Regions from separate parts of the Mus musculus genome. Here all the other regions are linked to region 1. A link is a loop called in an ENCODE intact Hi-C map of the cell type or tissue named here. Cell type or tissue: left cerebral cortex. All regions are shown on one strand.

Region 1 (2,500 bases):
CGCGCGCGCACTAACGCTTCCTCGCCGTGCGTGTGCGTGCGCGGCCGAAGCCCGCCGCGGCGCTGTGCGGTTCCGGCGTCAGGGCCCGGCATGGCGGGGGTCGGGGCCAGGCCGGGCCGGACCCGGACCTAAATGCCTCTATTTCTCTCCGCGCTGTTGGTCTTGCTGCTGGTTGCGCTTAGCGCACTCTTCCTAGGCCGGTGAGGGGATTCTAGCCACAGGGTCGGGGGGGTCGAGGAAGACCGGCTGGAGGAGGCGCGGGTTGGTCGGGCGCCTTAGGCGGAGGGGGCGCGAGCAGGAGGGGGCGCTCAGCCGAGGCGAGGGGAAGCGAGGTGGGGGCAGGGGCGCTGAAGCATCTGGCTGGACCCGAAGCAATGTCCAGTCCGGGAACCGAATGTTTGCGTGTGAGGGAGGGGGCCTCCCTCGGTGGTCTCCCTTTCCTGCCCCGTTCGCCTCCGTGTCCTCTTCCCAGATTGCGAAGGGCACCTGCAGCCGCGCCCTGCAGAGAGGTCGGGAGGACTGGCTGGCTAGAGCAGAGCGGTGTTTGAGCAGTTCCGAGAGTGACCTCTGCCTTCTCGGAAACGGCTGCAGGGTGGGGACGCAGACAGGGACCCTCTAAGGAGTGTGCGATGACGTATTTAACACGACTGCCTTCACTTTGCCTTTTGAGGACCTCTTTTTACTTTGGGTTCCTAAAGATTTGAGGGTTTCTTTGTTTATTCTTTCTTTCTTTCTTTTTTTTTTTTTTTTTTTTTTTTTTTGACCTCTTTTAGAGGGTGAGTTTCGTTTGCCTAGTTTTGTTTGAATTTAGGGGCCCGTAGTTCTGGTTGTTGTGCCTAAATGAGTATGACTAGAGAAATATTTTAGGAAAATCGTAAAGTTCCTAAGAAAAATCCGGCTTCAGGATACCACCCCTTGCAAGGCCTTTCTAGAATCAAAAAGGGTAGAGGGTCTTATAATCCAACTGTTTTTTTTCTGCAGGTGGCTTGTGGTCCGGTTGGCCACCAGGTGGTGTCAGCGCAAGTTGCAGGCAGAGCTAAAGATTGGCTCCTTCCGATTTTTTTGGATCCAGAATGTCAGTCTTAAGTTTCAGCAGCACCAGCAGACGGTGGTGAGTTCCGGGAATTGCAGAGAGAAAGAGAGAGAGAGAGAGAGAGGAGAAGGGCGGGAGTGTGTGGTGTGTGTGTTGGTTTGGAGGGGGTTTCAAACTTTAGCTTCCTCCATGGGTAGTTTTCCTAGTTAACTCCACCCTTGTTGTTGTTGTTTTTGTTGTTGTTATTATTATTATTGTCAAGAGGATCTTAGGAGCTACTTGGAGGACTCTGCAATAGATGCCAGTTGTTTCAAGTGTTTATGGGACTAGATCTGGTGGTATAAACCTGTAATTCTTGTTTCTCAAGAGGCCGAAGCAAGAGAATTATAAATTCAAGCTCTGCCTAGGCAACTTAGTGAGTGCTTCTCTCAAAATTAAAATGAGCTGGAATAGTGGTTCAGTGGTAGAGCCTGGTATCTGCTGGGTCCTCTTTAGTATCTAGTACCAAACTAATGACACAGAGTATCCAGGGTATGGAAGAAAGATATGGAAGTAAACAGAGAAAGATTACAGGAAACAGCAAACTCACTGTTCTAATTTAAGAGAGGAAATAGGGTGGCAACTTGTTCATAAAAAGAGAACTGCTAAGCAAATTCAGCTAACATCATCATGAGGAGCAGGATAGCCACGTTGATCAGAGAAACCAGGGAAAGAGGATTTGTCGGGAGGACCAATAGAACTCCCTTCTCCTGGGACTCAGGACCTTTGCTGGTTCATAAACCTGCCCATCATTGATTTCCTAGCAACCAGGTACACGGCTGTCTTTACTGTCATTTTAGGAAATTGACAACTTGTGGATTTCCAGCAAACTCCTTAGCCATGATCTGCCGTGAGTACTCTGTGTCCTTACTCTGCCCTTGAGGAATATTTTGAGGTTGAGTTTTGACAATAAAATTCTTCTACGGAGACATTTTAGTCGAGGTGGGAGGGACGTTCTTGCTGGAGTCTCCTATTAGTCCAAGTGCTGTTTTGTGAGACATGCTGAAAACAACTTCCTCTGTTATTTGAGCTATTATGGGACTGGGAGAGGGTGTGAGGGAGGGAAGGAAATTGCTCTGAAAGGGATGGACCAGATGATAATGAGGCTTCTCTTCTGGGCAGAAACTATGTGGCATTGTGCTTTGGAGAAGTGCGCATCAGGACAGATCTACAGAAGGTTTCTAGCCTGTCTGCCCCATTCTCTCAGAACACAGAGGTGGAGCAAAAGGAACTGTCCCTCAGCCCATCCTTGTTGAAGATCTTCTGCCAAGTGAGATTACTTTTACTCTTTTTAAAAACTAAATATTCATGTGTGTGTGTATGTGTGCACGTGCGAGGATACTTCTGCATTGACCAAAGAGGCTAGCAGAGAGTGTTGGTTGCCCTGGAGATGAAGTTAAAGGCACATGTGAGCTGCTCTGTGGGGTT
Region 2 (2,500 bases), 65 kb after region 1:
CCTGAGCTTCAAGTTTTGTGGAGGAAGGGTTCACCTGGCTCACCATCCCTAGCTCAGGCTCCTACCTGCTGATTTCCAAAGCTGGAGTTGTTGTTAGAGGGCCTGGGGGTGGAGAGGAGGGTACAGGTCTTCCAGGGACTGACACATTAAAGGATCCAGCAGGATGAGAAACTCCATTTTGTGCAAGGCTCAAAGGGGACAAGCAGGGATCAGAGTGGGCCAGTTCTCCTCCATCTCTGAAGAATGTGCACTTAGGTCTTTTCCAATAAGGAAACCTTCCAAGCCTCGGGGCTACAGAGCTGAGTGTCTAGAAGCTTGCCAAGGGCTATGACCCACTTCCATGTAGAGAAGGGATTCATCGGAGGGTTCTGGACTTGTTAGAACTGATAGGGCTTTGTGGTGAATGATTACCCCTGGGCTAGAGTGTGAGGTAGGGTGACACTAGACAGATGTGCACTGGAAAAGTCATTGATGTTCTGCTCTGTGTGGCCTGACCTTATAATCAAAGCAGCTAACTCAGCAATTTCCATATGCTTCTGCCAGGCACTGTTCTTCTAACCATTATTATATGCATTAACACAGCTCTGTAAAGTAGGTACCATTGTACTTTTCATAGGAGGAAACAGGCTTCAAAGAGAGGCTGAGAGGCTATTTAGGATTCGAACAGCAGGCATTACTATATAGAGGCTGTGCTCAGGAATTTTTCAATGAAGCATCCTCAATCGCTCGAATTGGAATCGATTTTTAAATCCTAGTCTATAGTCTCGGCTAGTTGGGAGGCTGAGGTATCAGACATTAGGGACAGGATCACTTTAACCCTCTGGATCGTATAGGGAGATCTGTCTCAACATTAACTAAAATAAAATTAATCACATAGTAGCCAACCATGCTAAAAAGTTACCGTTTTGTCAGTTTTATCTTTAAGCTTTGAAGAGCTGGTGCTCTGAAGAAAAGACCTATGTTAGAAATGACATTAGGGGCTGGTGAGATGGCGCAGGGGGTAAGAGCACCCGACTGCTCTTCCAAAGGTCCGAAGTTCAAATCCCAGCAACCACATGGTGGCTCACAACCACCTGTAACAGAGATCTGATGCCCTCTTCTGGTACGTCTGAAGACAGCTACAGTGTACTCACATATAATAAATAAATAAATCTTTAAAAGAAGAAAAAAAAAAAAAAGAAATGACATTAGAAAACTTTTCGGGAGTCAGGTTCTTGATAAGCTCGACTTCATTTAAGTAAATATTCCCCTTCCGCTGAACGTGGTGGTGCATGTAATCCCCTGCATTGGAGAGGGCCCAGAGTCCGAGGCCAGCCTGGGCTACATGGAGATTATCGCCTTCTCTAAACTGGCGTTGTAGAGCTAAACAGTACCAGGTGCACTCAATGAAAAGCCAGGGTCAGATTGAAAGTGTAGCCGAGCGCGTACCCTCTCACGGGCTCCGCCTGCGCACTGGCGTGCGTCAGCAGTGTTGCTCGTGATTGGCAGCGGTCGCGCACCGTGGTCCCGCCCCCTCATTCTGGAGTTTCCGATTGGAGAAAGCTCATGAGGCCCCGCCCCATCGGCGACCTGGGCAGCCGGAAGGGACCATGGCGGCCGCAGGAGCTGCGGCCACGGACCTAGGTGCGGTGGATTTCAGGTGGAGGGCGCAGTGGGGAGGTCTCGCGGGCAGAATGTGTGGGTGGGGCGCGAGAAGCCTGACAGCTCCCTCCAGCCTGGGGTTGGGGGTCCGCCACGCGGGAGCGGCTTGCTCGGGGTTCCCGGCCGCCCGCACTCCTCCACGATCCCGGTGTGGCGGGCATCGCACCCTAGTTCCCGCGTCTTAGTCGGCCCTCTGTGCCCTCAGAGGTGGTCCGGGGCAAGCGTTCCGCGCTTTTCTTCGCCGCGGTGGCCATCCTTCTGGGACTGCCGCTCTGGTGGAAGACGACGGAGACTTACCGGGCCCCATTGCCTTACTCAGACATCAGTGGGCTGAATGCTCTGCTGGTGAGACTGGGTGGGGAGAACCGGGGCTGGGGGACCGGGGGGCAGCCCAGCTGTAAGGTGCAGACATTGCTAAAGACCCCGATGCCCCTCATCCCTCGCGCAGCTCCGGCTCATGGTGCCAGTCACAGTTGTGTTTACTCGGGACTCTGTGCCCCTGGACGACCAAGAGAAGCTACCTTTCACCGTTGTGCATGAGCGAGAGATCCCTCTGAAATGTGAGTTCCCATGAAGAGGTGTCAGGGCTGCTTTTTCCATCTGAGCCAGGCCCAAAACCCAGAGTTGGAATGCATAGGAGGGGCGAGGGCGACTCATAACTTACTTTAAAATGTTTTATTACATTTACTTAGTGTGCGCGCGCACATGTATGTTTGTGTGGATGTCTGTGCTGTGGAGCATCTTGTGGAGGTCAGAGGATCACTTGCGAAAGTCATTTCTCCTCCCACCATATGGGTCCTGGTCTTGGGGATCCAACTCAGGTCATCAGGCTTGGTATCAAGAGCCATCCGCCTGCTTC
Region 3 (2,500 bases), 85 kb after region 1:
CAACAGAAGAGTGGTAACGGTTAAGACCATGAGCGCCCCTGGGCAATGCTTGGCTCTCTTGGTTTCCTTCTGAGCCCAGGACTCTTCTTGCCTCCTCTTTACCCTGCTGTACCTGCTGTGTCCACCACACCCTTTCTGCCTTGGCCTCTGTTCTTTTCTCTAAAGACCAGAAAACACTTTTATTCCTGAATATGGCGCAGGGCCAAAGCTGGAAATATGACCTCTAAGGGTTCCCTCTATTTGCTAAGACTTCCTCCCATTGGGAGATCAGCAGAGGATCTGTTGAGCAAAGTCGGCCCCTTCTGTCCCAGTAGCCTGGGCTTCCTGGCTTGAGTTAGCAGAGCTCCCATAAGCTGCTTAAGAGAGCTGGGCTAGCATAAGCTGCTTACGGTGGGAGGAGGGGCCAGGGGCAAGAGAACAGGGAAGGGGTACCAACCTGCCCCCATACAGTCCATGCAAAGAGAAGTCCTCTCAAGACCAGCCTTGCCTGATGAATGTAGATGTCATGCCACAGGGTGTGTGTGGTGGGAGTGGGGCGCACTCAAGGGAAAACTGTAACTCTCCTCCCCCAAGAGGCAGAGCTCCCTGCTCCCTTGAGAGTGAAGTCCCTCTCAGGCTGGGAGCTTCCAGTAGGCAGGAGGTCTAGTTGTCCAAAGGATGCACGCCACCTTCACAAAGCAGAGGTTGAAGTTAAGGATTGCCAAGAGGGTGGGAGGGTTGGTATGGTGGAGGTGACTTCCCTTGCCTGATCCTGTGAGGAGGCACCTGGATGGGGCCGTTCATCTCTGATGAGGTCCCCATGACAACATGCTGTCCCCTGCACTGTAGGTACTTTTCAAGATAGGGGCACAGTTCTCTTTCTGGAGGGAAGTGGTCAGAGGGATCATTGGAGCGGGCCACGGGGTCCCACTGAAACTGAAGTGACAATGGGCGTTTTGGGGTCCCTGTGTGCTCAGCTGCTTGTCTCCCGTAGACTACCTGTGCTCCCCTGAGGAAAATATCTACAAGATTGACTTCGTCAGGTTCAAGATCCGTGACATGGACTCAGGGACTGTCCTTTTTGAAATCAAGAAGCCCCCTGTTTCGGGTGAGTGGGATTGGTACACCGTTGAGAGGATGAGGTGGGCAGGCGCAGTGGAGTGGGCTGTCTAGGTTCTTTGAGCCACAGGAAGGTCAGAGCAGAGTCCAGGCTTGGACTCTAGCATACTCAGGTGTCTGTGCACAGACAGGCCTCTTCTTTTTCTGTCACTGTTTCTCAGGGTGGACATCTTGTGAGCCCTGTCCTGTTTAAGTACTGGTCAGCCTGCCCTCTGCTGGCCTACCTAGGAACTGCAATTCCCTAAGACCTCCCATAATCCTATGCACATCTCAGGGAACCCCAGAAAATTGGTGACTTTGTTGACCTAGAACCCTGTAGGTACCACTCTTCTACAAAAGTGTACCAGAACCTTCTGCAGAGTTTAGAAAAGTTTAAACAGAGGTCCCTGGGGGAGGGCGGAGTAGGCAAAGGCCCCAGCCTGAAGCCCACTGAGCCCAGCTGGGTACATTGCAGAACGGTTGCCCATCAACCGGCGGGACCTGGACCCCAATGCAGGGCGCTTTGTTCGCTACCAGTTCACACCTGCCTTCCTCCGCCTAAGGCAGGTGGGAGCCACGTGAGTCACTGGGCTGGGGTGAGGGCTGGGGGGGGGGCGAGTGTGAGGGTGGGAACAGCCCTTCCAGAGCCTCTCGGTAGTGGTCTGCCTGGAGCCTTGGAACCTGGAGTCCCTTGGCTGGCTGACTGGCTGGCTGGCTGGTTGGCGTGGTGGCTACTCTCAGCCCTGCCCACTTCTCTTAACTCAGGGTGGAGTTCACAGTGGGAGACAAGCCGGTCAACAACTTCCGCATGATCGAGAGGCACTACTTTCGAAACCAGCTCCTCAAAAGCTTCGACTTCCACTTTGGCTTCTGCATCCCCAGCAGCAAGAACACCTGTGAGCACATCTATGACTTCCCTCCTCTCTCCGAGGAGCTAAGTGAGTGGGGGATGTGTAGAACCCAAGCTGCTCAGGGGCAGGGAGGGGGCCACGGGTGGGGTGGGGGTGGTACCTATGCATCTGACCCCCCCCCTCGCACCTATCCTGGATCACTTTCCTACCCGGCACCAGGAGGGAAACAGGCTCAGAGAGGCTCAGGAGCTCTCTGAAGTGGTTCCTCTGTCCCTGCCTCCCTCTCTCCCAGTTCTGAAGTCCCTACAGGGTCTGGCTCAGGGTCCTGACCTTTGCCCTGGATGGGCCTCTCTTGCAGTCAGTGAGATGATTCGTCACCCGTATGAGACCCAGTCTGACAGCTTCTACTTCGTGGATGACCGGCTGGTGATGCATAACAAAGCAGACTATTCCTACAGTGGGACACCCTGACCCCTAATGCTGCCCCTGAGGCTCTGGCCTAGACCCTGTGCTGTAACCTCTCCGACATCATCTCCACTTGGGGATGGATCCGGTGGCTCTGGACCCTGAGT

What was found. A loop is a pair of places that touch in the nucleus more often than their neighbours do. Peaks named below come from ENCODE experiments on the same cell type or tissue, not always from the same donor. Only the 100,000 strongest peaks of a DNase experiment are listed, where the experiment ranks them.
Region 2: a loop joins it to region 1, with 2.2 times the contacts of the local background. A loop is called at or near these places in 11 of 42 quality-filtered maps.
Region 3: a loop joins it to region 1, with 2.6 times the contacts of the local background. A loop is called at or near these places in 15 of 42 quality-filtered maps.

What each region holds. Positions count from the first base shown.
Region 1 is chr11:78,261,718-78,264,217 of GRCm38, forward strand. 2610507B11Rik (RIKEN cDNA 2610507B11 gene) reads left to right here and starts at 37. Exons shown (of 39, transcript NM_001002004.2): 1 at 37-200; 2 at 982-1,111; 3 at 1,873-1,922; 4 at 2,195-2,342. The coding sequence starts at 133. In left cerebral cortex, a CTCF peak has its summit at 989 (motif pointing right); DNase peaks (open chromatin) are centred at 1,041 and 1,499; H3K4me3 peaks cover 1,279 bases; H3K27ac peaks cover 647 bases.
Region 2 is chr11:78,326,886-78,329,385 of GRCm38, forward strand. Aldoc (aldolase C, fructose-bisphosphate) reads left to right here. Exons shown (of 9, transcript NM_001303423.1): 9 at 1-896. Pigs (phosphatidylinositol glycan anchor biosynthesis, class S) reads left to right here and starts at 1,537. Exons shown (of 12, transcript NM_201406.1): 1 at 1,537-1,623; 2 at 1,847-1,986; 3 at 2,090-2,201. The coding sequence starts at 1,590. In left cerebral cortex, a CTCF peak has its summit at 1,137 (motif pointing left); DNase peaks (open chromatin) are centred at 330, 1,507 and 2,123; H3K4me3 peaks cover 1,385 bases; H3K27ac peaks cover 957 bases.
Region 3 is chr11:78,346,245-78,348,744 of GRCm38, forward strand. Unc119 (unc-119 lipid binding chaperone) reads left to right here. Exons shown (of 5, transcript NM_011676.3): 2 at 974-1,087; 3 at 1,553-1,655; 4 at 1,843-2,015; 5 at 2,287-2,500. The coding sequence ends at 2,399. Among named protein-coding and RNA genes, the nearest start is that of Unc119, 4.0 kb to the left of the region's middle. In left cerebral cortex, a CTCF peak has its summit at 1,320 (motif pointing left); a DNase peak (open chromatin) is centred at 1,318.